Regions from separate parts of the Mus musculus genome. Here all the other regions are linked to region 1. Evidence: chromatin loops called from intact Hi-C (ENCODE). Cell type or tissue: heart. All regions are shown on one strand. Links, peaks and the distances in the headings refer to the core of each region. The heading gives the core; the rest is flanking DNA.

Region 1 (10,151 bases), core at 2,152-10,151:
CTCAGCCAGGATTTAAGTCTCTTCTGTAGTAAGTACTCTCAGCTAACCTTGCTTCAATATGTGGATGATTTATTATTGGCTGTTAAAGATGAGAAGGACTGTTGAGAGCCACTCAAGGCCTTTTAGAAACTCCAGCCCTGTTAGACTATAGTGTTTCTAAAAAGGAAGTCCAAATTCACCTGCTCCAGGTTATCTACTTGGGATATGAACTGGGAGAAGGGAGAAGACTACTGTCTCAAGCCCAAATAGCAGCCATAATGCAAATCCCCAGTACCAAGTAACAAGTTAGGGAGTTCCTGGGAACTGTTAGATATTTCTGTCTTAGGATACGTGGGTTTGCTGATATTGCCAAATCCTTGTGTTCTGCTACAGCTGGGGCAACACCCCTTTGGAATGGACTGAGGAACATGAACAGGCCTTTAAGAACTTAAAAGAGACTCTTGTACAGACTACTACTATAACTCTCCCTGATGTCTCTAAGCTCTTTCATCTTTACATCCATGAAAGAAAAGGCACTGCCAAGGGACTAGACCCTGGGTCTCTGGGAAAGGCCAATGGCTTATGTCTCAAAGAGACTGGATCCTGTAGCCTTGGGATGTTTAAGAGCCATCACAGTTACTGAAATTCTTGCAAAAGAAGCTGACCAATTCACAGTGGGACAGACTCTAGCTGTAACAGCTTTGCACATTGTGGAAACCTTGTGGAGGGATACTGTACTGGCTGGTTTTGTGTGTCAACTTGACACAAGCTGAAGTTATCACAGAGAAAGGAGACTTCCTTGAGGAAATGCCTCCATGAGATCCAGCTGTAAGGCATTTTCCCGATTAGTTATCAAGGGTGGAGGGCACATGGTGGGTGGTGCCATCTCTGGGCTAATAGTCCTGGATTCTATAAGAAAGCAAGCTGAGCAAGCCAGGGGAAGCAAGCTTCTGATTCCACTTCTGCCTCCAAGTTCCTCCCCTGTGTGAGTTCCTGTCCTGACTTCTTTTGATGATGAACAGCAGTGTGGAAGTATAAGCTGAATAAATCCTCTCCTTCCCAACTTGCTTCTTGGTCATGATATTTGTGTAGGAATAGAAACCCTGCCTAAAACAGATGCCATCAACCGGTGGATGTCAAGTGCTGGCTTGACTCAGCACCAGGCCCTTCTTTTACACAAGGAAAGACTGACCTTTGATACATCTGTGGCCATCAATTCCAGCATTCCGCTGCCAGAAGACAGATGACCCTGGGGAGTCCATCCATGACTACCTGGAGATGCTGGATGTCATCCAAGATACCGGACCCGACCTGGCAGACATCCTACTCACCACCAGAGATTTGGATCTCTACACAGCTTCATTCAAGAAGGTATCTGGGGACAGTGGTGGTCACGGGCTGGAAGGAGGTAAGTCATTGGGCACAAGCCTTGCCCAGGGTCACATCCATGCAGAAAGCAGATATAATCACTCTAAACTAGGCTTTAAGATGGGCAGAAGGAAAAAAAAACGGTGAATATCTACACAGACAGCCAACATGCTTTTGTCATGGCTCATGTTCATGAACAGATATACAAACAGAGGAGTTTACTCACCTCAGAGAAAAAGACTACTAAAAATAAACATGAAATTGTCCAGTTGCTGGAGGCTATCTGGCTGCCAGCTGAGCTTGCTGTAATACACGGGCCAGGACACCAAAAAGACAAATGCTCCCAAACTCAAGGTAACAGCTATGCAGATCAAAGACCAAACTCCAGACCATCCTGGAACTATCTGCCGTCACGGGACCCCGCCTCTGCCTCCAGGAAGATGTTCTTGAGTACAATCCAGAAGAGATCAAGCCATATCCTAACTTGGGGGCTCAGGGGAGCCACAAAAGATGGTGACCTTGACAGATGAAAGATTCTGCATGCCGAAGGTGCTGGGTCAAAACTAGCTAAAGCTTTGCCTCACTCCATGCGCTTGTCTCCTAAGAAGATTTCAGAGCTCGTCTCCCCTCCTGTCTGGATTCTTGGACACTGAGAAAAACTTCAGAGCATTCCAGATCAATGCCTGACCTGCGTCCAGGCAAATGCAAAGAAGGACATGCTTCTCCCAGAACAATGGAGTCAAGAAAATGTACCAGGTGAATTTTGGGAATTGGACTTGACTGAAGTCAAGCCAGGACTCTATGTCTACAAATATCTGCTGGTCTTTGTCAACATCTTCATAGGCTGAGTAGAGACCTTTCCATCGCTAATACAAAGAACCCAGATGGTAGCTCAGAATATTTTTTCTTTTTCTTTGTTTTTTCCTCTCTTTTCTTTCTTCCCTTCCTCCCCATCCCCCTTTTCTGTTTTTGTTTTGTTTTGTGTTTTGTTTTTGAGACAGGGTTTCTCTGTGTAGCACTTGATGTCCTGGAACTTCCTCTGTAGACCAGGCTGGCCTCAAGCTCACAGAAATCTATCTGCCTCTGCTTCTAGAGTGCTGAGATTAAAAGTATGTACCACCACCAACTGGCTAAGAAATTAAAAATGGAAATTATTCCCAGATTTGGCCTCCCTATATTTCTGGGGTCTGACAATGGCCAGCCTTCACAGCCAAGCTATTTACTTAATTGCTCTGTAAGAATCATAACATTAATTAGAAACTTCACTGTATGTATCATCTTTGGAGATCAGGAAAGGTAGAGATGGTGAATAGAACTTTAAAGAAAATTTTAACTAAATATACATTCAAGATTGGTGGTAACTGAGTTGACTTTGTCATATTCCTATCTCAGAGTCTGATGTATCCTATACCAAGAAACGTTCATCCCATATAATTTAGTCTATGGACAACTACCTCTTGTGATCCCTTGGGTACATGCCTCTGTTATCAAATTGTCCCTCTTCAATCTCTGAGTCCTCAAAAGGATTGCAGCTAATCTTAAATAAGATTTTCCTTCAGGTTCAGGCTGTTCAACCTGGTGGGTACCACACACCTGACAACCCATTCCAGCCCAGAGATGCTATATTGGTCCACTATTTCAAAATCGACAACTTGAACATAGATGGAAAGGCCCTTACCTTGTAATTCTCCAGGCGCCTATTGCTGGGTTCCTCTCTGATTCGTCCCTCACACCTCAAGAAGGCACCTGAGGGACCTGTGGAGGAGGACAGACCCCTAGAGGTAAAATGTGACTGAAAAGGGACTATTAAAAAAATCAAACGCCGAGCGTGGTGGCGCACGCCTTTAATCCCAGCACTCGGGAGGCAGAGGCAGGCGGATTTCTGAGTTCGAGGTCAGCCTGGTCTACAAAGTGAGTTCCAGGACAGCCAGGGCTATACAGAGAAACCCTGTCTCGAAAAACAAAACAAAAAAAAAAATCAAACATTTGGACTGGAGAGATGGTTCAGTGGTTAAGAGCACTGACTGCTCTTCCAAAGGTCCTGAGTTCAATTCCCAGCAACCACATGGTGGCTCACAACCATCTGTAATGGGATTTGATGTCCTCTTCTAGTGTGTCTGAAGACAGCTATAGAGTACTCATATAAATGAAATAAGTAAATCTTTAAAAAGAAATCAAACTTTCTAAGGTTTGACCATCTAACATAACTTTAAATGTTGTGATCTTGCTGTTGGAATCTATACCATGATTGTCCTATGGCTAACGGTTTTGCCGTCTTATTTTCAAGCTTTGCAAACAGAATCTAAACGCATCTTGAAGGGGGAAATAAAGGCAATCCTATTATAGGGAACACCCTGATACTGTCTTGTTATGAAAACGATTGCTTTTATCCACCATGGATGGAGGATTCTAGAGATGACCTATTCTAACTGACCAATCCCAAAGTAATAATACAGACTTTAGCATAATCAAATATTCTCTAAAGGGGTCTAATAGTGGAAATCACAGGTGTGCTAAAATAAGAAGCAGAAAGGAAGACTCATCAATCACCTCGATTGAACTTAGCATACCCAAAGGAACCCTGTGTGTAACTAATAGTTTGGGGTATAACCTCTGGCTCCATCTACCACCAGATAGATAGTCAACAAGGAAACTCTGTGTCAGAAAAGATCCCTCTTACCTGTTACTTAAATGTAATCTTGGTTGTCAGCAATTTACCGAAATGTGCTGTTTTAGTATCTCTGATTCTTCTCATACTATTGACAAGTATTGATGGAGAAATAAATAAACAAAATCTTTCAAACAAATGTTGACCGACAACATGGCTAAGATGGCTCTCCCCTTCTTTGGCCTGCTAATGTTTCTACTGGCTACCATAATTGGGCCCTGCATCCACCAAACAAGGCTAGAATCATTGCCACTTGACAACATTATTAAAGACAGTCCCCTATCAAGGATTTGAGAAGGACACAAAGGTCAAGGGGAGAATGAGAAACCTGCCTGACTCCATTTTTAAGGTAGGAGACATTTTGTTGTATTGTTAAACACAAAGTTTCGTTTATTGTAAGAGTTGAGTTTCTGTTTTTAAGTTTCTGTTTCTTGGAACCTGCCCTGCACCACCCTGTGACCATGACTTGTTTTTGAGAACACTTTGACCCTCCCTTATCACTAAGTACTTGGTTTTTGTCCTTTTGAAATTTTCCTATACTTCCCAACTGCCCTGTTGTCTTGCTTCTGTAACACTGTTTTGCAACTACTTGTTATTTTGCTCCTTAAAAGGGACTCTCAGCACTTCTCTCTCTAACCCCTAATTGGCCAGGTCTCTGGTGCTCCTGGATATAATAAAGCTTGCTTCAATTTTAGCTCTAAAATTATGGTAGTGGTCTTACTCCTGCCTTGTGGAATTAACAATTCTAGGAATCGTGCTCTATAACTTAAAATGTAAAATTCTTCATAGGAATAAGAGGGTCTCTCATTTCTTAGACTTTTCTGAAACTCTATCACAGTTCTGGGAACACTGGTGGTTACCTTACAGCTTAAATAATCAATGATCTTCAAAAATTATTAAAATGAAGTTGAGAGGGATAGACTTCCCATATGGCGGTTGAACAGGCTTCTGAACAGTATAGTTTGAATTGCTTTGCTGAATGAAACATTATTTTGTAAAGCATAAAGTCTCCGTATTGGGGATGGCAGGATGTGTCTTGACAACTTAGGTTCCATCCCAAGACCCACACTGTGGAAGATGAGGTCTTCTGACCTTCACCTGCGAGCCTTGGTATGCACACATGCATACATACACACAGATAAATGTAAAATAAAAAAGACCCGGTATGTATAAATTCATAATTGTATAAATTGTGTTAGTTCACATATTTGCTTTCTGATGCCAAATTGGACACTGAGATATGGGTTATAGTAGGCTTCCGCTAGGGGGCGCCAGACAGTGCACAGAAGTCTGACCACACTACGCAGCCGCAGTCCAGGCACAGGCGGGACACGCCCTAGTTGATGCGCGTGACGTCACCTGAGGGCGCGGCCCGCGGAGGGGGCGGAGCCTCCCCACCGCGAGGGGAAGGGCCCGCCCCCGAGCGCAGCTTTCAGGGCCAAAGTAGGTTGCGAGTGGGAGGCGGTGGCTGTAGCTCCACGGCTGGGGGAAGATGGCGCCGCCGGTATCGGAGCGGGGACTGAAGAGCGTCGTGTGGCGGAGTGAGTGCGGAGGGGTCAGGGATGAGGCCGGGAAGGGTCGGCTGTACGGGGGTCTTCTTTCCCGCTGCAGCTCTGCAGCCTCTCTGGGAGCTGCATGGGCACTTGTTGCTTTGGGACCAAGTCCCTGGCTTGACTCCTTCCGGCTTGCCCAGAGTCGGGTTTCGTGCCAGCACCAGGGATGGGCGGGGTGGCCAGACGCGGCCTTCTCCGCGGCTTTGGCCAACTCTCACCCCGGTGAGGTTCTTCCGCAAAGCCCCACCCTTGGGCGACCTGACTCGGGCCGACTTTCCCTCCCAAGTCCCTGTGCTGTCCCGGGACAGCTCTTCCCATTGCACCCCCCTCGCCACACCAGGCACGGACGTCTCTCCATCCGACACAGTCTGAGCTCTGTGTTACTACTCTGTCCCGCCCTCGTCCCCGTGTTTTCAGAAGCCGCTTGGTGTCCCATATTCATGTTAGCACCGAGGGTTTTTACTACCATCCTTTTCAGTGTCTTGTCCTTTAAAAAGTGCAGGCGTAGCTTTTCAAGAGCGCCTTCTGCCACTGTTCCAAGAGAATATGACTTGCTTTAAAAAAAAAAAAAAAGAGTTCTTGAGAAAGCAACAGCGGACTGTTAAAGTTTTATCTAGTATCCGGTCCCTGCATAGTCTGCTCCTTGTGTTACAATTGGTCTTCTTGTTGGTTCGACCAACTTTAATGACTTTTATTAAAATGACACCAAACCTAGGTCTGCCAGGTTAGAAGAGCAATGAAAGCAGCAAACCGGAAGGACCTTCCTTGTTTGGCATCTCTGGGTTCTAAGTAATTATAGTCTAGTAGTAGAAAAGGAATAACGTCTTATTAGTGTTTCTTACTCCGACTTGGGGAACAAGGAACAGAATAGGAATTAGCCAACAGAATTCTGCCTTCAAGAATTCCTTGTATAAAATTAAAATCCAAAACAGTACAGGCATGGTGTTTACCATATAGAAGGTACTAAATAGATAAGTAGACTTTGTGAAATACAAAATTATCCTTTCATATTTATTATTTTCAAATTTATCCTTTCTGGGGGCCTGCAAGGTGGCTGAGTGGGTAAAGGTGCTTGCTGTCAAGCCCAAGGACACGAATTGCATCCCCAGGGACCCACGTGATGTAAGGAAAGCACTGACTTAGGCAGATTGTCTATATTGACTCTCATACGAAAGTGGGTGACAAATTGTGCTGAAGAAATTACTTCTGAGTTATAATGGCACCTTATATCAGGGCTTATGAGAAAAAGATACCGTTATGCTAGTAACGCCAGTATCAATAGCATGAAGATAACAGGCTTTCCCTGTTCTTGTTAACTTAGGGTAACACCAGGCTCACCACATGGAGAGTAGAATATAGATAGGCAGGCTGGATGAAAGGAAAAAGATGTAAGGCTGTAAAATAGTCTTAGGACCGCCTGTAACTCGAAACACACAACCAAAAGACAAGAATAGCCCAAAACATATACACATTAAGGGGCTGAAGAAATGGCTTAGCTGAAAAAATAAGAATAGGTCACCTTTCCACAGACTGACGCATGGCGTAACAGTGCACATACAAAGGAATACATGTCTTTTTTTTTTTTTTCAGTAAACGTAAGTACAATGCTGATATATTTTATGCTACTGCATCTTGGAAACACGCTAAAGAAAAAGCCAGTCACAAAGGGCATAGTATGACACCATTCATGAGAAAAACATCCAGGACAAGCAAATCTAGAGAAACAGGAACTCCTTCCTGTGTCCCAGCCTGGAGAGATGGGATTAAAGGGATGGGGTTTCTCTTTTGGTTTTTGTTACTGTTGTTTTGCTTTGGTTTTTGGGTTTTTTGAGACACCTTCTTGCTGTGTATCCTGGGTTGTCTTTAAGCTATGTAGTCTGGGCTGGCCTTGAACTCATAGAGCACCTGCCTCTGCCTCCTGAGTCCTGGAATGTGCCACCACACAGAGCTTTGTTACGTGTTTGAAACAGGGTCTTGTGTACCTTAGGTGGCCTCACACTCAACTTTGTAGCCAAGGATGACCTTAAACTTCCGATTTCTCTGTCTTCACCTCCTGAGTGATACAATCCTGGGTAAATCCCACCATATCTGGTTTTATACAGTTGTACTCAGAGCCTTTTGCATGCTAGGTGAACAGTCTGCCAGCTGAGCTGTGAACACCCCCAGCCCCAGGGAATGAGGCTTCTTTTTAAAGTAGTGTTAATGTTCTCAAAACAGTTGTGGTGATGTAGTAATGGATGCGTGACAGAACATACATACTGGAAACCTTTAGAGTATATACTTTTGAGTGAGAGAGTTCTGTAGTTTGACATTTTTATTTTGATAATGCTATTAAAATGAAACCTGACAAGAGCTATTAAATCTAGACCTAAGGGTCAAGCCTGGTGGCTTGTGCCCATAATCCCAGCACTTGGAGGTAGAGGTACAACTATCAGTTCAGCTTCATAGTGAGTTTAAAGCCAGTCTGAACTTGGAGGCCTTGTCTCAAATAAATAAAATCTATACCGAAGATGTACACCTAGCATAGAAAGAGTTAATGTTTGACCTGTCTGTGGCTTAAATTTTAAACCTTCGTTTAGGATCTTATTTTATACACATCATATTGCATCAGCCTCGAAATGAACCTCAGAGCTCTCTCCTTCTCTTTCCTTCCAGTCCATCCAGCAGATAGCTGCCAGGATAATCTCTTCTAATAACTGCCTTGAAGACCTGCAGAGGCACCCAGTGCACTATTGACTATTACCTAGCTCTAGTTTCCATTGTATAATATTGATTTCCCCCCGAGCCTCAACTGACTATTCCCTCTGCAGTGTCTTATCTTCCCATCTTATCTTGATGGCCCATTCCTCTGTCTTTTGATCCCTTTTCCCTGACTTTTTCCCTACTCAAATTTTAGTTTAGACAGGCTGGCTTTCTTTCACGCACCCTCCTCTGTTTTAGTGTTTAATTTGCCTTTCTTACTGCCTAAGAGCGGTCCCTTTTGCTTTGCTTTTTTGTTTGTTTCCTTTTGTTCTGTTTTCAGACAAGTCTTCCTTTTTAAGCCCAGGCTGGCCTAGAATTTGTAGTAGCCCTCCTGCCCTCTGGATGGTGAGGTTATAGGCATGAGCCTCCATTTACAGTCAGGAGTTTCTTGAGAAGCTTTGAGATGGTAGGTCCACTGTTTTGTCTTACAAGCTTTTAAATGTATGTGTGCATACCCAGATGCATGCTTGCAAAGGCCAGAGGTTGGTGTCGGAGATGAAGTCTCTCACTGAACCTGGAGTCCCCGTGGCTAGGCTGGCTGGTGAGCTCTGAGTCTTCAGCTGTGCGCCACCAGACCTGTCTTGTATGTGTGCTTGGATCCAAACCCGGGTCCTCACGCTCTTGGTAGGCAATGTTAGCTGAGCCTCTCATTCACCTCCTAGGACTGTAAGTTCTTACAGGCCCCAGTGATAGGTAGTGATTTTTTTTTTAATTTTAAATTATTTTACAATTCGTTTCATAAATTTTCTCCATTCCATAAAAGACCCCATTTGTGCAGCACTGAATTCCTATAGGAGAGTTCCCAGTGCCCTGCAAGCATTCAAGTGGGATCTAATAGAACAAGAAGAAAACAAAGAGTAAGCACCGCCATCCCAGCTTGTGATACACAGGAAGAGAGGCCACCCTAAACAGGTGGATCAGGAAACGTTTATCTGATTAGGTGACACATCTCAGACCTAAAACACAAGAGGGAATCCACTATTAGGAACTACCTTAACCCCTCTAAACAAAAAACTGAGAGGATGAAGTTCAGTAGATAAGGGGCCTGTCTCAAGCGTGAGGACCTAAGTTTGAATCTCCAATACTCACGTAAAAGTCAGGCATGGCAGTGTGGTCTAGTCAAGTAGATGATCTTGTTCAGTGAGATCAGTTTGTTCAGTCCTGTGTTGGAAACTAAGGCTGAGAATGATGGAGGAAGACACTCAGGTTGACTTCTAACCTCCTTGCACATGTGCACACACCCACAGGAATTCTTACATACACCACATGTAATGCAAGGCATTTGTTACAAAGGATACAGGGTACTGGACCAAAAGGTAGGTTGGAGCCAGTTGTTAAATGGTTTAGATATTCCCTGTGCAATAGAGAATCATTCAAGATGACTTTCCCCCTTCTTCTCAAATAGCAACACAGGCATGTTTGCAGTCTCTTAATGCTAAAAGGAAAACATTTCTTGGTCCTATTTTTAGGAGAAATTTAGTTAGGTGTAATGGTAAGTTATACTAATGTTTAGTGTACACTTAGATAGTAATTTTGTTCACATAACTACCACCCAATCAATCTATAAAATGTTTCTAAGCACTCTTTGGTTTCCCAGCACAGACCCACTCTTCCCCCACAAATGAACACTTCTGACTTACATTATCATCCAGTGATTTGTGTTTTTACCTGTACACTCATGTTTCAGAGAGCATCCTTGAAACTGTTCAATAGATTTTCATATGTGGACATGGACTGTTTTTGCTTTGGTATTTGTATTTGCTGTTGGTGTGTGGGTGTGGGTGGGTGCTGTGTGTGTTGTGTGTGTTTTGTGTGTGTGTATGTGTGTGTGTGTTGTGGGC
Region 2 (10,151 bases), core at 1,434-9,433, 220 kb before region 1:
AGGGTTTATTCGGCTTACACTTCCATGCTGCTGTTCATCACCAAAGGAAGTCAGGACTGGAACTCAAGCAGGTCAGGGAGCAGGAGCTGATGCAGAGGCCATGGAGGGATGTTCTTTACTGGCTCCCCTGGCTTGCTCAGCCTGCTCTCTTATAGAACCCAAGACTACCAGCCCAGAGATGGTCCCACCCACAAGGGGCCTTTCCCCCTTGATCACTAATTGAGAAAATACCTTAGAGTTGGATCTCATGGAGCATTTCCTCAACTGAAGCTCCTTTCTCTCTGATAACCCAGCTGTGTCAAGTTGACACAAAACTAGCCAGTACACCATGGAAGGAGTTACAGAGACAAAGTTTGGAGCTGAGATATAAGGAAGGCCCATCCAGAGACTGCCTCACCCAGGGATCCATCCCATAATTAGCCACCAAACACAGACACTATTGCATATACCAACAAGATTTTGCTGACAGGACCCTGATATAGCTGTCTCTTGTGAGGCTATGCCAGTGCCTGGCAAATACAGAAGTGGATGCTCACAGTCATCTATTGGATGAAACACAGGGCCCCCAATGGAGAGGCTAGAGAAAGTACCCAAGGAGCTGAAGGGGTCTGTAACCCTATAGGTGGAACAACAATATGAACTAACCAGTACCCCCCAGAGCTCGTGTCTCTAGCTGCATATGTAGCAGAACATGGCCTAGTCAGCCATCACTGGAAGGAGAAGCCCTTGCTCTTGCAAATATTATATGCCCCAGTACAGGGGATGCCAGGGTCAGGAAGCGGGAGTGGGTGGATTGGAGAGCAGGGCAGGGAGAGGGTATAGGGGACTTTAGGGATAGCATTTGAAATGTAAATGAAGAAAATATCTAATAAAAATTGTTTTAAAAAATGGGGTGCAAAGACAGAGAATTCTCAACACAGGACTCTCGAATAGCTGAGAAGCACTTAAAGAAATGTTCAAAATCCTTAGTTACCAGGGAATGCAAATCCAAACAACTCTGAGGTTCCATCTCACACCCATCAGAATAGCTAAGAACAAATACTCAAGTGACAGCAAATGCTGGCAAGGATATAGATTAAAGGGAACACTCCTCCATTACTGGTGGGAATGCAAACTTGTACAACCACTTTGGAAATCAATTTGGAAATTTCTCAGAAAACTGGGGATAGTTCTACCACAAGACCCAGCCATACCACTCCTGGCCATACACCCAAAAGATGCCCTACCATATCACAGGGACACTTGTACAACTATGTTCATAGAAGCTTTATTGTAATCACCAGAAACTTGAAACAAACCAGATGTCCCTCAACTGAAGAATGGATAAAAAAAAAATTGTGGTACATCTACACAATGGGATACTATTCAGCTATTAAAAACAAAGACATTAATTTTGTAGATAAATGGATGGAACTTTATAATAAACCCAGACCCAAAAGAACATGCATGGACTGACTTATAACTGGGTATTAGCCATAAAATACAGGATGCCCATGCTATACTCCACAGACCCAAAGAAGCTAAACAAGAAGGAAGGCCCAAGCAAGGATGCTTGGATCTCACATAGAAGGGGGAATAAAATAGTCATAAGATGCAGAGGGAGGGAGGGTTCTGGGTGGGAGAGGGAGTTTGGGGAAGGGAATGGGGGCATTCAGGATTGGGTATGGGAAAGGACAGGAGAGATAGCCATGAGAGATAGAAATCTGCAACTGGGGGTGGGGAGGTGGGGTTCATATCAAGGACATGCCAGAGATCTGGGGATAGGGGAAGTGCCCAAGAATCAATGGGGGTGACCTAAGCTGTGACTCACAGCATTGGGGATATAGAACCTGAAGAGGCCACCTCTTGTAGCCAGGAAGGAACCCCAATGGAGCGATAAGGACACCAACCCACGCACAAAACTTTCAACCCAAAATTTATCCTGTTTACAAGAAATACAGAGATTAGGGTTGGAGCAGAGACTGAGGGAATGTCCAAGTATCTGGCCCAACTAGAGACCCAGCCCATGGGCAAAAACCAATCCCTGGCACTATTAATGATACTCTGTTATGTTTGCAGACAGAAGCCTAGCGTGGCCATCTGCTAAGAGGCTCCACCCAGTAGCTGACTCAGAAGGATGCAGAGACCCACAGACAAAGAGTGGATGCAGCTTGTAGACTCTTATGGAAGAGCTGGGGAAAGGACTAGGGGCCCCGAAGGGGATTGGAACTCCATAGGAAGACCAACAGAGTCAACTAACCTGGACCCTTTTGGGGCTCTCAGAGACTGAGCCAGCAACCAAAGAGCATACACAGCTCAACCTAGGGTCCTCCCCCCACCCCAGCATATATGTAGCAGATGTGCAGCTCAGTCTTCATGTGGATCCCAAACTAGAGTGAGGCCTATCCCAAAAGCTGTTGCCTGTCTATGGGGTATGTTCTTCTATCTGGGCTCCCCTATCTGGCCTCAGAGGGAGAGGATGTGCCTAGCCCAGCAGAAACCTGATGTTGGGGCAGGGGTTGGGGTGCAGGAATCCAGTGGGGGTTTCTACCCTCTCAGAGAAGAAGGGGAGGAGAAGGGAGAGGAATTGTGGGAGAGAGTGAGTAGAAGGAGAGCAGTGATAGAGATATAAAGTGAATTTTTAAAAAAAATGTAGAACTCTTGCTCCTCCAACACCATGTCTGCCTGCACAGTACCATGCTTCCTGCCGTGATGATAATGGACTAAATCTCTGAACCTGTAAGCCAGCCCCCAATTAAATGTTTGCCTTTATAAGAGTTGCCTTGGTCATGATTTCTCTTCATAGCAATGAAACACTAAGAAACTAAGAGCCATCTTTTTCTATATATTAGTATTTAATGAATGTTACTTTTATATAATTGTGCCTACCAACTACCTGGATATAATTATAAGTCTCACAATTTAACAGAGAAGTAGAGAAACATGACAAATATCCTAACATCTGACTTAGATTTCATATACGTACACAATGTTCACATTTCCTCCTAATCCCCTTGACTTCTTTCCAGATCAATTCCCTCTCTTTCTTTCATTATTATTATTATTACGCATATAGAATGAGTTATGTATAAACACCACCAGATGAGTCCATTTAGTGCTGCTTATATGGACACAATTTTTAGAGCTAAGCACTTAGTATTGGATAACCAATCGGGGGCGCATCCTTGGGGAAGGCTGGTTCTTTCCTGTCGGCAGTCATTAATTGCCTCCAGATCTTCCTCTAGGAGTTGAGTCTTGTGCGATCTCCATCAGCCATCGTTGCATGTCAGCTGACCATGCCATCGCTCAAGTCTCAGTTAAACTGCGGTGTTGTTGAGAGTTTGTGGGCACAGCTTCCCTGTTACACATGGAAGACACAGCTTTACAGCAGATGAGCTACACATACATTTAAACGTATACAGTTTTGGGATAAGCATAAATATGTTGCCCTACATTATGTTCAAACCTCCCTAGTGTTGTTTATCCCTCCTCCCTCCCTTCCACACAGTATTGCCCTTCCTCATCTTAATCAGTGCCTCACCCACCCCTTCACTCCATGACCCTGCTCCCATTTCTTTACCCATTTGACAAAACCATACCCTTGGTTCTCCATATTTATTGAGAATTCATTGTCATTGTCTATAGACACTCTTCCAGTATAACCAAAGAGCAGGTGCAAGGCCCAGTAAGAGCTTGTGAATATGGTAGAAGATAGAAATGATTCCAGTGGCTTCTATTCTTTCAGAGAAGAATAAAGTACAGAAAAGAACATCAGAAGGATGGAAATCAAGGACCAGAAGTTTGAAGACAGAAGAATCCAGAGGCAGTTATTATGCAGAGTGAGAAGGCTATGGTACAAAAGAAACCAGGTAAAATTCCAGCCACTGGGAGCACTAATTTGTGGTAGTGGACTGATAGGTCATCGGTTTTCAGAACACTAAGTAGCTCAGATTTGAGCATGTGCCCATCAGTATATAGAGGTCATGGACCACTATACCAGGAGCTTCTGTCAGAAATGCGAGTGCCGGCTCCACGTTGCTGTGAGATGCACTCACCCTAGTCTACTCCATGGAGGTTCTGCGCCTACTTGTTCTACTTGGATCACGTGATGGAACCGTACATCAGTTGTTTGTCCGATCAGCCACGTGACCAGTATGTAGTCCAGCCTGTACAGGTGATGTATTTGGATTGTCGTCGTCATTCGCCTACAGACTCAAAACATAATCATTTTAAAGCACCTTGGGAGTGTGTAGAGTGTAACTATCATAGCTTTATGATCCTGATGATGCTTTTTTTTAAAATATAAAAGATGGATCTTCTGTGTTACAATCACAAAATTAAAACCAGTACTTAAAAGTGGAGAAGTATTAAAATAATATGGACAAATAGAAACAAAAGGGACAGTACATCAGGAGGACACAGGACCATGGTGACAACGGAAGGGTCACTTCAGCCCTAGACCTGAACAAATGGCCGTGTGACAGATAGGCTCAGACTTTAAACCCCTGGTATTTTCTGTCTCCCATGGATGAACCCAAATATAACCAAGAAAAATCTCCATTATTAATACACACCCCTCCAGAATGACAGAAAAGCACAAAAGTTAGATTACAGTCAATGTGACTGTTAATTACAAATGTGAAATTGCTCAAATAACTATAGTGTTTTTAATGGAATTAGTATGTCATAAATATGTTTCATTGACTTTTATGAATGCATAAACAGCTTTTGATGGAAAATGAGAACAATAAGTTGAGAAATTGCCTCAGAATTTAATTAATCTGGCTTTTAAAAAAAAGCACTATATAAGCAGAATGCTGTTGATAGGTATAAGAAGAATAAACAAGGGCCCCTAACATTATGGAGACAACAGAGATGCTATTTTGTGTATGCTTCGTTGAAGTATTATTTATTTTGTTTGTGAACAGATTCTATAGATTTAGCAAATGAACAATCTTGTTTTTTAATTTTATTGCACTGTGGAAACAATTTAGGGCCGAGTAGACTAGGTGTAATTTTGTATCTTGGACACCAGAGGGCACCAAAGCAACAGAACGACAACTTAAGGATTCCTCTGTGGGCCACCACAGACGTTTTTCTATAACTATAATTCATTCAATGACTTTCCCCTCAGAATCAATGGCATAGCTTAGCTATAACTATAGAAAGTATGTAAAGCTGTTCTGATTAAGATGCACCCACGATTTGCCAACGTAAATTTTAAAGTAATTTTTATTATTGTTTTATTAATTTTTTAATATTTTCTCTCTATGTTGTAATATCATGAAAATTGATCCAACCAAGAAAATGCATTGATCAGTTTTCTCACAAATGTGATAGTTTATTCGTTTTACTGCCATCTTTCCAAGTTAATGATCAAGTTAAAGCCAGAGTTAGGAACATCAAGCCAACTACAGTGGCTGAAAGACTAAAATCCCCAGGTTTTTTCTCTGTGAGCAGTGGATCTCCACAACGTGGAAAGTGATAAGCCTTACTTGTATAGGTTCCTTTGGCTGTCTTTCATACAGAGAATACCCACATGGTCTTAAGGTTTCATCTGTAGCAAAGTGCTGTGTGTTAACCGATTGTACTGAGGGAGAAAAAAGAAGCTTTCCTTCTGTCGTTTAAACTTGTTGTGCAAGCCCCGCTCTCGTTCACCGTCACTTGGGAAGTGTGTCTACTGCGGTCATTTGTGGTGTACCCAGTTGACCCTGAGTTTATGGATATTCAGAGAAAGAGTTGGGGTTTTTTGTTTTGTTTTGTTTTTTTGTTATTGTTTGGTTTTTTGGTTTGGGTTTGGGTTTTTGGGGTTTTTTGGTTTGGTTTGGGGGTGGGGGGTTGTTTAAGTTTGAGCTAAGGCAGTTTTCTCAGGCTGCTACAGTAAATTACCAGAAACAGGTGATTTAAGACAACAGAAATGTACTCTGAGTTCGGGAGGCCAGAAGATCAAAATCTAAGCAGTGGGGGTGTGGGGGAGAGGGACTTGTAAGGGTGGGACTTGGGGCGGAGCTGTGATTGGGATATAAAGAGAATTTTTTTAAATGTCATTGAAAAAAAAATCAAGGCAATCAGAATCTCTGAGGGAGAATGTCACCCCAGACTTTCTGGTTTCCCACAGTTGAGGTAAATTCTGGCTGCCCTTGGGTTATAGCTGCCTTACTCTGAGCTTTGCCTCCGGTGCCCTGTGTGTCGCTCTCCTCTGAAGACCTCTGAATACTTTCATCGCTGGATTTAGCGCTCATACAAATACACTGCCACCTCATCCTAATTACTCCTTCGAAGCCCTATTTTCAGATAAGATTAAATCCTAGGGTTTCAGGTAGACATGAATATTGAGGAAACTCATTATTTAGTCCAGCACAAGAAGTAAGACTCTTTTTATCCCTCTGAAGAAATAATGAAAGAGAAAACTAATGCTGGCCTCGATGGAAGTAGTGTGGACAGCCGAGTGTTTTATTTTCAGAATAGATGCAACATATACTCAAATAAATGGATTTTTAATTTTTATTTACTTATTTATTTATTGAGACAAGGTCTTCACTGTGCAGCTCTAGCTAATGTGAAACTCACTGTTTAGACCAGGCTGGCCCTAAATTCATAGAGTTCTTCCTGTGTCTGCCCCAAGTGATGGAATAAAAGCCATTTGCCACCACACTCAATCAGACTCAATTTTATTTTAAATTCTTATGTTTATATTATTTATTGCCTGTTCTGCAGAGGTTTTCAAGTATCTTATAAAATAACTAATATATAACTGTATACAATATAAAATGAATGCTATTCATTGTCTACAATTAGTGTGTACTTTTTATTAGCTCTGGAGGATCAATGATGATTCAGCTAGAAAGGAAGATACAACAAAATCCTTACAATATGCAGAGTTCCATAAAAATTCACCTTCACCTTATTAAAAGGCTGGCAGGGAGTGCCTCAAGAAGTCTTCCAGTGATTGTGTGTTTTACTCTGTTTTATAAGCTATGAATAAATAGACCAATAGTTACAATTTATAACGCACACTGAGTTGAGAATAACCCCAACTGGTGGCCCTAAGTAAGACTCCTAGCAGCAAGAGATATGGAGCCTGAAGTGGTCACCTCCTAAAGCCAAGCAAAACTTCCAGTGGAGGGAGGGGGCCATCAAACCACCCACAAAACCTTCAACCCAAAATCTGCCCTGCCTACAAGATACCCAGGGATAAAGATGGAGCAGAGATTTAGGGAATGTCCAACCAATGACTGGCCCGACTTGAGATCCAACCCATGGGAGAGAGCCAACCAACCCCTGACACTATTAGTGATACTCTGCTGTGCTTGCAGACAGGAGCCCAGCATAACAGTCATCTAACAGCTTCATTCAGCAGTTGATGGAAACAGATGCAGAGACCCACAGCCATACATTAGGCGGAGCTCGCTCGGGAGTCTTGTGGAAGGACTAAGGGAGCCAGAAAGGTCAAGGACACCATAAGAAGAGTCAAATAACCTGAGCCCCCTGGGATTCACAGAGACTGAACCACCAGCCAAAAACCATGCACGGGATTGACCTAGGTTCCCTACATATATGGAGCAGATGTGTGGCTTAATCTTTGTGTGGGTCCCTAACAACCAGAAAGGACACTGTCTCGGACTTAGGCTGTTTTGCCTGCCTTTGGATCCCTTTTCCCTAGCTAGGCTGCTTTGTCAGGCCTCGAGGGGGAGGGGGGGTGTGCTTACTCCTGATGCCACTTGATGTGCCAGGTTGGGTTGGTGTTGGGTGGGGGGACTGGGAGGGGAGGAGGAAGGGGTTGCAATCAGGGTGTAAACTGAATTAACTAATTAATGAATGAAAAAAAAAGAAAAGAAAAGAACCCCAAGTAACCACAACATACATTCCTTGACCCTTCACCTGTAGAAAACTCCACTAGCCCGTCCTCACTTAAGAATTTTATAGAAATGGAGTTTGGGAGCGAAGTTCTAATCTAATTCTTATTCATATTACCCTAGAAACATTTTCACAATTTTTAGTTTGAGTAGAGCCAGGACATGAGAATACAGAAGAGAGGGAAAATGCAGTCATGAGTCACTTAATGAAATGGAAAGTTTCCATAAAACATCAAAGTGTTCTCACAAAAACCTACACTATAGTCGGCAACAGGTCCAGGCTGCTGCATTTAGCCGTATTTAGTGTGTGAGGTCTGTCTGCTGTTAAGCAAAACACTGTTCTGCCACACGATTCTAAAGTCAGTTTTCTAAATCTCGTTTTCATAAAAGAAAGCAATGCACCACCTCCTGGACACAGCCGAGGTTTTTATAAGCAATGAATTGTTTTTCAACATATCACCGAGTGACAAAGATCACGCCACATCTTCTCTAGATTCCTAAAATAATTGCAACAACAGGGAGCTGTTTGCCAACTGTTTTGTTCAAATGAGGACCAGAGTGGCAAAGCCCAACTTAGCTGAGGCGTTTTCAGGAACAGGGAGAGCTAAGCCAAGGACTAGCCAACGCATTCACAACAGTAACTTTTTAAGTAGCTGAGCCGGCTCTGGCCAGTGTCCTCCCATCATCCCAGCTCCTGGAAAGGCTGAGGCGAGAAGAAAACGGAAAGAGGAAAGGGGGGTAAAGGATGGAGAGGTGAAGAGAAACTGACTATCCTCAATGAAAACTTAGAAGTACCGAGAGCAGGTGTCTCAGGTAAATCTCTCCCTGTCCTTGCATTCCGGACTCCTAACGCTATCCCTGCACTGATATCCCTGCCACCACCACCACTAAGCTAACTGCTCCGGGATTCCACAGCACAGACAACCAATGAGTGAGACTCTGTGAATGCAGAGCCTAGCGCTCCCCCGAGGGCCTGTATTCCTCATTCTTTAGCCCTGAGACAGACCAGGAGAGGACCTTCATTCCGTGGCCTTGGTCACAGACACGGGTAACATCTTACTACATGGAATGCTAGTAGACGTGATGTGTGATGTGTGACATTTATTGAGAAAGCAAGGGTGGAGCCAGTGAAGTAATTCTGGGCTAGAACCCATAGCCTGTACAGTACTATGTTCAGTCCCCGATATAAGAAAAGGAAGGGAGGGAGGGAGAGAAGGAGGGAGGGAGGGAGGAAGGGAGGGAGGGAGGGAGGGAGGGAGGGAGGGAGGGAGGGAGGGAGGGAGGGAGGGAGGGAGGATGGGAGGGGAGGGGAGGTAGAAAGGGAGGGGAGGGAGGGGAGGAGGAGGAGGGAGAGAGGGAAGGAGGGAGCAAAGAAGGAAGCAAGGATTCTTTTAACACTCAGTTTACTTTTTGACAAGCCAGAAGTAGAAGGCACCAAGGCCCACGGAGATGCTAGTGGTGCCAGTGGGAGAAGCCTGGGTCTCTGAATGTCAGAAAGCACCTGCCGAGTGGGAACACTTACATTAGACTCTGATGTGGAAGAGAGAAAAGCACGTGTATTTTAAAAGCCACTGAAACTTGGAGGTTTACCTGGGTCATTGGCATGATCATGATGACGCTTCCTGTGTGTAGGCAGTTCCTATGGATAGTTCTCCCACTGCCTGCGAGTAAACAAACCTGTAAATACAATAGTCAGAAACTCCTAAAAGCTGTCAGGATCAGTTCTGCTCTTACATATGATCACAATGAGATCTCAGAAAAGAAAGCAAGCAAAGGAGAGAATCCAAGATAAACAGTCCAATCCAGAGACAAACGAGGTCTTCCATAGAATCAGAAATAAATAAATAAATAAATAGATAAATAAATAAATAAATAAATAAATAAGTGGAGCAGACAGCTTTAATCTCAGCACTCAGGAGGCAGGGGCAGGTGGATGGATATCTTGGGTTAAGGTCAACCTTAAGTAAATAAATATAAAAATAAGCATTAAAAATATTCAACAGATGCATATAGAGAAAGTTATGAAGGTATTTCTGTCCACAAAACTAGACTGAAGTAACCCTGGGCCTCGCCCTGACCTTCCACATACATTAGAACAAAAATCCAGAGAAAGAATCCGTGGAGAGGCTGGAGAGATGGCTCCACCTCTCTTCCAGAGGATCGAGGATTTGACTCCCAGCACCCACATGTCAGCTCACAACTGCCTGGAACTCCAGTCCCAGGGGGTGCAACGCCCTCTTCTGTCCTCTCCAGGTTCTGCATTTACCCAGTGCACTGACATGCATGCAGGCAAACATCCACCCATATCAGAAAGAG
Region 3 (10,151 bases), core at 1,429-9,428, 69 kb after region 1:
CCTCCTCCCTTCCCACTCTGGTCTCAGTCTCTGGTATCTCAGAGAGAGGCTCTGCTCCTTTCCACCAGACAACGGCAATCAGCAGAGACTGTTCCTCAATGTTGGTCATGAACACAGGTGCTAATGACGTCGATCTCAAGGGGCAGTTGTCTGTAAATGTGGCTTGGAGATTACTGGAAACAGAAACACACATCTAAAATGGATTCAGTTCTAGACCAGACTGCAGATCACCATCAGACGACTACACTGTCTCTCAGATGAGGAGCCCCGAGAGGCGGGTCCATCAGCTCCCTTTCCTGAAGGGTCTTTTTCAAGACTGAAGGAAAGTTGCTCTCTCATGGTATCTACACCCGTAAGACACTCCAGATCTCCTAAGGGAGTTCAGGATCACACGCCAGTGATTCTGTGGCAGTTCTCATATGTGGATTAGAAGTCCAGGTCTGGAATATGGTTCAGTAATAGGTCATTTGCCTTACCTGTGTGAGGCTCCAGGCTCCATTCCTAGTACCGTAGAAGGAAGAGAAGAAAGGAGGAGGGTATCAGGGGGATAGGAGAAAGGGGACGTAGAGGAGGAAGAGAGGCCGAAAGACCAAGAAGATAGTAAAGAAGCCCACTGTGGGCCTTCTGCAGGATCATAGTGGCTCACTTGACTTGTCACCTGGGGAGGTGGCAGAGGAGCCTGACTAAGTCACATAAGTGGCATCCTTTGGTCTCTGGCATTGGTAGTTGTGAAAAGTGAGAAACATTCTGCCTGATGCTCACCTCAGAGAGGAAGAATTCTAGAGGGATGGAGGAAAGGACCTCTCTGTCAGAGGAGTGGGCGTAGCTGGCTGCTGAATGAACCGGGATGTAGCTCCTCCCTGGCTCTCCTCCTCCCAGCATCCTCAGGCCTGGCTTTTAGTACTTATCACATTTGCTTTGAGCTTTCGTCTCTTGGGTCCAAGTCCTTTTCAATTAGGGACGTCTTGGGAGGGAGGTGCTGTGTCTCGGTCATCTTTATAAACAAATGTGGAGTTTCCATTTTTTCCCAACGATTGCAAATGTTTGCATTAGAAATTAACAACAGCATGCCTGAGGAATGTACTCTGGACAATGAGTGGGGAGAGTGATAGAGTCAGCCATTCGTTGGTTCGGAGTGTGTGCTTGCCGCAGACTTGACAGGTACAGCAGCTCTAACTTCAGAGCCTCCATGGCACCGATAGCAGTCACCAGTCCCCAGCCCCTGCTCAGCCTCTTTGCCACCCCCATGCAGACCTGAATTTGGAAGTGTCTCATAAGTGCAGGAGACCCAGGCAGCCTTCTAGAGAGGGCCGACAAATGCGGTTACTGACACAGACAGGGTTATACAGGAGATGTACTTACAAGATGCAGAGATTTTATTTTCATATAAGAAGTGAGGCTGGACAAAGATATATCCTCCACCATGATTTAAGTCATCTTGTCCTGGAGTGTTATATCTATAATAAAATTCTAAAAGGAAAAGATTGAAGATACAGTCTCTTCCCTGGGAAAGATGACTCTCTCTACCGACCCCTCCTGGAGTCAAGCCATCTCACCTTTTGGTGGGTCTTCCTCACAGACTCTCTGGGAGTTCTGAGTCTTGCTTCCGTAGGCTTCACATTTGTTACTCTGGAGCCCAGTACCAGGATCAGGACAAAAGTCGGGTCCTGGATCAGTACCTAAAAAGGTGCCCAGAGTGTAGGTTTGTTAAGCACAGTCATGCAAAGTATGGAGAGCAGAGCGCCGATGTGCTGGGCATACTGTGGCTTTGACCACGCCAAGGAAGACCAGGGTATTCAGAAGGGCAGGCCCAGGCAGGGGAGCGTGTAAGCATGAGTCACAGATGGGGTGAGTGTAAGACCTGGGGTTGAAACCTGCCTCTGCCACTTATTAGCTGTGTTGATTCTTTCATATCTTTTAACTATCTTATCTACCTATCTATCTATCTATCTACCTACCTACCTATCTACCTATCTTCTATTTATTTATCGAAGCAGGCTCTCCCTACATAGCTCTGGATGCCCCAAAACTCACTCTGTAGACCAGGCTAGCCTCAAACTCACATAGATCCCTTTGTCTTCTGAGTGCTGGGATTAAACGTGTGCACCACCACACCCAGCCAGTACTCTCTTTGAAAGATGGCACCTAGGCTAGGGTTTGACAGTAGAACATTTGCCTGGCATACATAATGCCCTGGGTTCCATCTCACCACTACAGGGGAAAGGAAGGTGTTGGTCTGAACCCTCGAGTATGGGTTTGTGTCTAACAAAATGAAGCCACAATGATAGTCTAATACCCTTCCCCCTCCCTCATCCTTGCTTGTGAGGAAGCTGTCTGTCAGATATCAGTGACAAGCAGAATGGCCTGTTAGAGGCTCCATTGAGTCTCCCTATCAAAGACCATGTGAGCCAGATCCTCTGGTCTCTAGTGAAACCTTCAGGCAATCTCAGCCCTGACAGATATCCTTCTAGGGAACTCTGCACCTGAACCCTTCACTTGTTCCCAAATACCAGAGCCACAGAAATTGCCAGGTAATGCTGGTTACTATTTTGAGTCATTAGGTTCTGGGGTACATTGTTATCAAGTGGGAGGGGACACCAGGTCTTTGAACCAGTTAATTTCTCTGAGTTGTATTTCCTTACCCGTAAAATAAATATAATTCCCATCTTACAAAGGTATTGTAATAATGAAAAGATACTATGTCGATGCTCCTTGCCTTAACATTGAGGGCTCTAGGGGATGGAGAGCTAATTCAGAAGTTAAGAGCATTCGTTGTTCTCACGGAAGGGCGTTGGTTCCCAGATCCAAATGGGCGCTCAACACAGTCTGTTACTCCAGTTCCAGGGGATCCGATGCCCTCTCCTGGCTTCCACTACTGTGAGATATGCATGTGCTGTGCATATACACACAGTCAAACATACACTTAAAAACTAGTAAGTCAGGCATGCTGGTGCATGCTTTTATTCTCAGCACTTGGGAGGCAGAGGTAGACAGATCTCTGTGAGTTAGAGGCCAACCTGGTCTACATAGTGAATTCCAGGATAGTCAGAGCTATGTAGACCAGCTCAAATAAATACATCTTTTTAAAAAATGTGTTTTTTATCTTTTTATATGGTTTTTATCTACTATATATAAGAACATAAGTCATTTTATGTACCATAAAAAAAATTCTCCCAGAGGCACACATGGCTGCTAAAGCCCATAATAATACCACTTGGGAGGCAAAGGCAGGAGGCTCAGGAGTCCAAGGCTGACCTCATCTGCACAGAAAGTTTGAGGCCAGCCTGGGCCACATGAGGCCTTGTCTCAAAATTAAAAAAAAAAAAAAAAAAAAAAAAAAAAAGAAGCCTTCCCCAGTATGAAATCACCATAGAATATTTAGTCCCAGCTACAGATAGACAGACTCGGAAAGGTATCTTAGTATGTAACGTGTAAAACAGATCAGGATCCAGATCTTCCTCAGGCTAAATGATCAGTTCTGAGGATTTTTAAAGTTTAAATTGAGACATTACAAATACTTTATTGTTTCATTTAAAAATAACAAGGGCTGGGGATGTGGGTCAGTAGCGGAGCACCCACTTAGCATGTGTGAAGCCCCGAAGTCAAACCTCTGCACCATCAGTGACAGCAGCAAGAAGTGGACAGTGCCACCTGCCTGTCATCCTAACTGCCTACAGCATAGGTAACATGGCAAGACATCCCCTTTGAAAAAGAAATATAAGTAATGAGTTCATCTTAACACAGTCTTATATTTTCAGAAAAAAAAGTTCCAAAAATGAAACCCAAAGCTAATGAGAAGTGTCGTTATTTTATGCTTTGGTAACTATCACACACACACACACATACACACACACACACACACACAAGTATACACTCAGGTGTTCATGGAGGGCCAGAACAGGGCTTTCGATTTCGGTTGAGCCTCCCAAACTTGAGTTCTGGGAACTGAACCCTGGTCCTCTGCAAGGCCAATAAGCATTCCTCACTGCTGAGACATCTTTCCAGTCCTCCAAAGCTCTTATTTGAAAGTATACCATCCCCAGAGAGGTCAATTCAGAACCAAGTGGGATCTAACAAGATGCTGAGTGCCCGCAAGGCTCTGGACACAGGGAGCATGCGCATAAGCATGCTGTGTCATCTCTGGCTTGCACCTCCAGCTCAGCTATGAGGAACCGATGCTGGCAAGTGCAGGAGCTGCCTAAGCAGGCAGGCCTCTGGGTCACCTCTCTATCACCCGCAGCGGTTTGGCCAGGGTACGCTCCTCAGCTTTAAACTGTCTACAGAGAGAGGTTCTCATGAGTCTCACGTACTCACGCCCTCTTTGCCTGCTCCCACCCACAGCTCCCTCTGCCTCTGTGCGATGCATGGGGATGAGTCAGCTGCGCCTTCCACAAGCCTGGTAACTTACCCGGTGCAGTTATGAGTCCGGCTCAGAGCGCAAGTTGCCGGGCATAACTAGAAGCATGTACTGGTACTTTACTCTGCTTAACCACTCCTTAAACAACCCATTACTAGTTCTTCATGTTTTGAGAAAGGGAAACAAACATCATCCTAGTCAAATGTCATGCTATCGCAATGGCAGATGGCAAGCCGGGACTCACAGTGAGGGATCACTAACAACTATGTACACCCAACCCCTCCAACTTACCGAGAGCCGAGTCTTGGGGCAGTGTTTTTTCATGGATGCTACTGGAAAACTTCCCACAGTTAGTTCTTCTGTGGCCCCTTTTCTCCATTTTCTGTTTCCTTAAAAAAGAAAAAAAATAATGTCTCAAAAATTTAGCACTAGTGTGGGAAAAATGAAGACTTAAATTTCCCTGGTATTCTCCAGGCTGGTGAGGTAGTTCAGTGGATAAGGTTGCTTGCCACCAAGCCTGATGGCTTAGGTTTGATCCTCAGAGCCTACATCATGTAGGTAGACAACTGACATCTACAAGTTGACCTCTACCCTCCACATATAGGGCTTGGTACATGCACACACACACAAAAATAACAAGAATTATAATTATAATTGTTATAATTCTGTACTACAAATTCTTTTTTTCTTCATAATACCATATCACAATTTTGTGTGTGTGTGTGTGTGTGTGTGTGTGTGTGTGTGTGTTGTGGATTTTTGGTTGGTTGGTTGCTTTTATTATTTTCAGGCAAGATCTCACACTAATCCAAGCTGGTCTGTAACAGCAATTCTCCTGCCTCCAACCTTCGGTACTGGGACTTCAGGTCAAGCCATCTCAGAACAATTCTTGTTTAGGGAAGAAGGCACACTATACATTAGCACTGGTACACATCGCTCTAAGTACATGCTAAACAGAGTCCAGCAAAGTGGATTTTGTGGCTGGGAGCCTGGAGTTCACTTAATAGCATATAGCCACCAGGGGGCATCAGAAAGACACAACTACTATCAGGAGACTTCTCTGGCCTGTGTAGTTTCAGCCTCCGCACAGATTCTAACTCCTCCAAAAGAATTTTAATTAATTACAGCTCTTAACAACTCTCTTGCTCAGCCCCGGGATACACTAACAGTCCCTGGAGGAGAGTGCATGTTCTTGTGTGAAAGGCATGGAGTCTAGGACATCCTGAGACAGATGGGACAGGTTTGCCCATGGCTGGTTGAAGAACTTGGCAGCATTGCTGAGCAAACATATTTCCCTCCCTCCAGCTGTGCCTGAGACTGATGGTCATGGAGAGAGGACCCCATTTGGGGTTGGAAGCCAGGCTCTTTCCAGCCCTTTCCAGCCCTTCCCTACTCTTGGAAAAACATGTCCTCCTCCTGAGTCATATATTTCCTCACACCTCATTCTGTCTCCACCCTCTGCCTCCGAGGCCTGTGAACATCTGCTCTCTGAGTGGAAAGCTTGGATATGGTTCAAGTGAGTTCAGGCCAACGCATCGATTACATTTCTCTGCCACTCTTAGACTTCTCTCCTCACTCAGATCTGGCCAAACAGAAGAGCCAAGAGCAATTCTACAGGAGGCGGCCATTTTCCAGGGAGACAAAACCGGTAACGTTTACTCTCCAATCCCAAGGCCTGCATCAGAGACAGAGCTCGGGATGTGCATTGATATATCCCATCAGAGTGTTTGCATTTAGGCAAGGCACATCATAAAGACTACAACCTGCTGACGACAGTAAATGGGGACTTAGATGAAGACTGCACAGCGAATAATGCCTCGGGACTATTACGGAGGTTATGATTCCAGTTCCCAAGTCATATTGTACCCAGTAACTTCCCACAGCGAAGTCACGAAGTCTCGGGTGTGATTTTACTTTCCTCCCTCCCCCCTCCCCTGCCCCCCTTTTAAACACTCACTCTGGAACACTAGCCCCAGCAGAGGCTGATATATTTTTGTTTTTGGACTTAAACTAGGAATTTGGAAAAGAAACAATTGATATTTTACACTTAATCAATTTTTTTTTTTAATTTTTGAGTCAGAGTCTCATCCTGGAACTATGTAGACCAAGCTGGCCTCTAACTCATAGAGATCTCCCTGCCTCTCCTAGGATTAAAGGTGTGTCACCACGCCCAGCAATCAAAGTCTTTTATAAATGTCAAAATATTTCATTAGGCCTAATAAAAATCTTTTTTTAAAGATTCTCAAATCTGGATTGCTAGTTAATTCAATCCACTAAAAAAAAAAAAAAAAAAAAAAAAAAAAAAAAAAAACAATCCCAAGCCTGGGCTGCCCAGGTGAGTAAACTCAGTGGTACCCTGTGTTTAAGGGATCGATCAGAGCTGCAGTGGGACCAAAGGCTGGAAGCTCTCGCTAGTCCATGCCAGGCAATTCATAGGGCTTTGGAGCCCAACCCCACGCTCTCTCTTTCTCTAGGGACAGAAACTTAATAAAGCACTCATGACAGGTCACTCCCATGGGACAGGTCACTCCCACGGAGGCTGGCTCTCTTAACAGGAAGCTACAGTCCTCCAGACCTCACCATCTACTCCTATCAGAGGATGTACTTAAACAGTGGTTGCAAACAGTTCCTCCCTCCCTGACTCTTGACCTTTCCAGGTAAAGCAGCTGAGGTAAAGCACTAGGAAGTGGTGCCTCTCCTAACTGATAGGAGCTACAAACAAATGTCCCGCAACCACCTCGGAAGCCAGCTGTTGTTTCAAGGGGTGTTTCAAAGCGGTACTGACTTCTCTTTAGGGTTTTATAGCTTACAGCTTGTTAATGCCAGAGGATTTTTGATTTTTTCCTTATGAATTCAAAGATCTGTCTAGAGAAGAGGAATGGAGCTTGCTTTCGATGAGACCCAGTAGGAAAGACTCTGTGTGTGTGTGTGTGTGTGTGTGTGTGTGTGTGTGTGTGTGTGTGTGTGTGATGAAGGAGTATGTCAATGCACACACTGACCGACAGAGGCGACTGCTGTTTACCTTATTGCCTTGAGACAGGGTTCCCTGATGAACTGGAAGGCTGACCGGCCTCCTTCTGGGGTAGGGCTATAGCTCTGTGGCAGAACCCTTGCATAGCATGGATTTGTTTGATCCTTGCAACAAAAGAAAATCCCTACAACACCCCAAATCTGTTCATCCTGGGGTGAAGGGTGGAGGACTTGGAAAGTGAGCTCAGTGTGGGCTCTGCTTCCTGTCTGGAAGAGCTGCCTGGCAGTTGTCTCTGGTCCTGATGTGGCCAGGTCATCCAGGTCTGACCTCATCCTGAGCTGTGTGTGCTTTGTGGCCCAGGAGAATCTTAACAGTGCCGGAGGAAAGCAGGCCTTTACAAAGATGGTGGCATACCATCCCCACTGTGCTTCCTGATGCCCACTCCTTGGTGGGTGGGGCTTCTTGAGGATGGGTAGGAGGCCGTGGTGGGTTCATAATTCCAGTGAGAGTGGATGCTAGCTATGCCAAGCCATTGGTTAGCTACTGAGGCCTGCATCAAGGGACTGGGCTCCCTCACCATGAAAATCTGCCATTGCTGGTTCTTTACTGCAGAGAGCATCAACATCCTTGCAGTTTTGAAAATAACGAACACGACTCACCCCGCCTACCATGCCAGAGTTGCTAGGAGGGGCTAGTTCGGTAGGAGCCATGCTTTAAAGTGTCCCAGGTGATTCTGATGAGCATTGCCCTAAGGAGGCGTACCCCTCAGCACCTGCAACATGCTCTTCAGTTGAACATTGCCCATCGTGGGTATTTCTGCTCACACTGAAGACTTGATCTCACTTGCACTGCTATCCATGGTGAGCAACAGTCTTTCCCGGGCTGGGGAGATGGCTCGGATGGTAAGAATACTTCTTGTACAAGCATGAGGGTCTGAGTTCGAGTCCCCAAACAAACTCCTACCAAATGCACGGCATGGCTGCAGAGGTCTGTATCCCTAGCATTTACAGGCGTGTGTGTGTGTGTGTGTGTGTGTGTGTGTGTGTCACATGCCACAGTGCATGTGTCGAGGTCTGAAGACAAGGTGCAAGTGTCCCAACCCACCCACTTTCCACCTTGCAGAGACAGGTCTCTCTTGTTTCTGTGGATGCCCTGTGTAGTCCAGGCTAGCCACCCTACCCAGGCCACTCTCCTGTCCCTACCTCCCATCTCTCTGAAGGAAAGCCATGACATCTGAGGTTTCACATGGGCTCCAGGGGTCAAATTTGAGTGGCCAGGTTTACATAATTAGCATGTTTACCTACTGAGCTATCTTCCAGCCTCTAGAAGATTAAGTTTTAAACCAATCTGACCACTGGCTACTCCAGTGATCAAGAGCTGATTTTTGTTTGTTTGTTTGTTTGTTTGTTTGTTTTCCAAAGAAATTTATCCATCATGAATTAATACAAGATCTGGGGGCTACTTGTATCATAAATGCTGGAAACGCACGGAAACACTGTTAACACATACAACGGCACAGCAGTTTGACTGCCATGTAGTTTGACCGTGGCCTTATCCTTTCATGTAAACAGAACATCAATGTCCCTTTTCCACCACTATAAACAATGCTGGCCCAAGCCTTACTGGCCATGTAGGTTTTTCCACATTCTGAATTACTTCCTGAGGAAACATCTGGGCCAAAGGTTTTGAGTGTGTTTGTGTGATGACACATTTTGCCAGACAGCTTTCTGCACGTTTCTCGATTGGCTTACACAGCTGCCAACGATGTGGGTGACTCAACTAGACCACACGGTTCTCGCACCAAGAATTATCACTCAAAAATGTTTTCGCTCACCTAACGTGTGTGTGGGCGGGGGAGTCATGTTGCTTAGCATCTTTTCTAGAACCAAAGGAGGTGAATACTTCGCTTATGGTCATATTTTGGTTTTCTTTCCTACTTACAACTTTTTAGTTCACATCCTATTTGCTCATTCAATTTTTTTTTTTTTTTGAAGGGCTTCAGTGTTGTCATTTTTTCTTTGGTGGAGACAGCTACAGTGTTTGATTTCCCACTGTGTTCCCGATGCTTCTCATACAGCCTTCTCTGTGACTCTCTGTGACTCTGGACTCCAGCTCTAATGGTAAATACAACTAACACAGAGACTGTCACAAAGTCAGTCACAGAGGGCAAAGCTGCTGACCCTATAGTGCGTGACTCATGAGCACGTGCTCTTGACCCCAGTTGTGCTTTCTTTGTCAGAGCGCTGAACAGAATAAAGATTTCCACACCAGCATTACACACGGTTCCTATTTTCTTAACTATCTGCCTTTTAAAACACTATCAGTAGCTGAGGTTTCGGTGTTACGAATGTAGGTACAGGGTTGGTGTCCAAGAGAAAGTGTGAATAGCCAATAAACAAATGGACACTGGTGAACTTCACAAACAGTCAAAAAATGAACAGGGAGATGCCAGGTTTTATGTCCCAGCTTGGCAAAGGTTGGGAGGAAAAGACAATTGGATGGACTGAGGTAGGAAAGCGGGCATTCCTGTGTAGGGGTGAGTCCTGCACACTGGAGCTACTTACTTCATGAGAAGGTTCTGTGTGCACCCTCCCTACAACACTAAGATGTGATTCTAAGATATATATATATATATATATATATATATATATATATATATATTATAAAGCTGGGTAGCCCATGAAGAGCAAGCCAGTAAGCAGCATTCCTCCCTTGTCTCTGCGTTTGTTCCTGCCCTGACTTCCCTCAATGATGGACTGCAGCCTGTGAAGTGAAACAAACCCTCTCCTTCTCCCGTTGCTTCTGATCATGGGGTCTTTATCA

What was found. Peaks named below come from ENCODE experiments on the same cell type or tissue, not always from the same donor. Only the 100,000 strongest peaks of a DNase experiment are listed, where the experiment ranks them.
Region 2: it touches region 1 in a loop (4-fold over the local background); 11 of 42 quality-filtered maps call a loop at or near these places.
Region 3: it touches region 1 in a loop (5-fold over the local background); 2 of 42 quality-filtered maps call a loop at or near these places.

The regions. Positions count from the first base shown.
Region 1 is chr3:108,835,825-108,845,975 of GRCm38, reverse strand. It overlaps Stxbp3 (syntaxin binding protein 3), which reads left to right and starts at 5,474. Exons shown (of 19, transcript NM_011504.1): 1 at 5,474-5,556. The coding sequence starts at 5,508. In heart, for the core only: a CTCF peak has its summit at 5,279 (motif pointing right); a DNase peak (open chromatin) is centred at 5,395; H3K4me3 peaks cover 1,722 bases; H3K27ac peaks cover 968 bases.
Region 2 is chr3:109,058,071-109,068,221 of GRCm38, reverse strand. It overlaps Gm36778 (a long non-coding RNA gene), which reads right to left. Exons shown (of 4, transcript XR_375965.2): 2 at 9,426-9,496; 3 at 4,035-4,184; 4 at 2,869-3,337. Among named protein-coding and RNA genes, the nearest start is that of Gm36778, 7.4 kb to the right of the region's middle. In heart, for the core only: a CTCF peak has its summit at 5,008 (motif pointing right); no DNase peak of the experiment used is centred there; H3K27me3 peaks cover 362 bases.
Region 3 is chr3:108,766,505-108,776,655 of GRCm38, reverse strand. Aknad1 (AKNA domain containing 1) reads right to left here. Exons shown (of 12, transcript NM_177859.3): 7 at 4,649-4,746; 8 at 1,557-1,679; 9 at 1,363-1,470. Among named protein-coding and RNA genes, the nearest start is that of Aknad1, 32 kb to the right of the region's middle. In heart, for the core only: CTCF peaks have their summits at 3,640 and 5,367 (motif pointing right); DNase peaks (open chromatin) are centred at 4,275 and 5,555.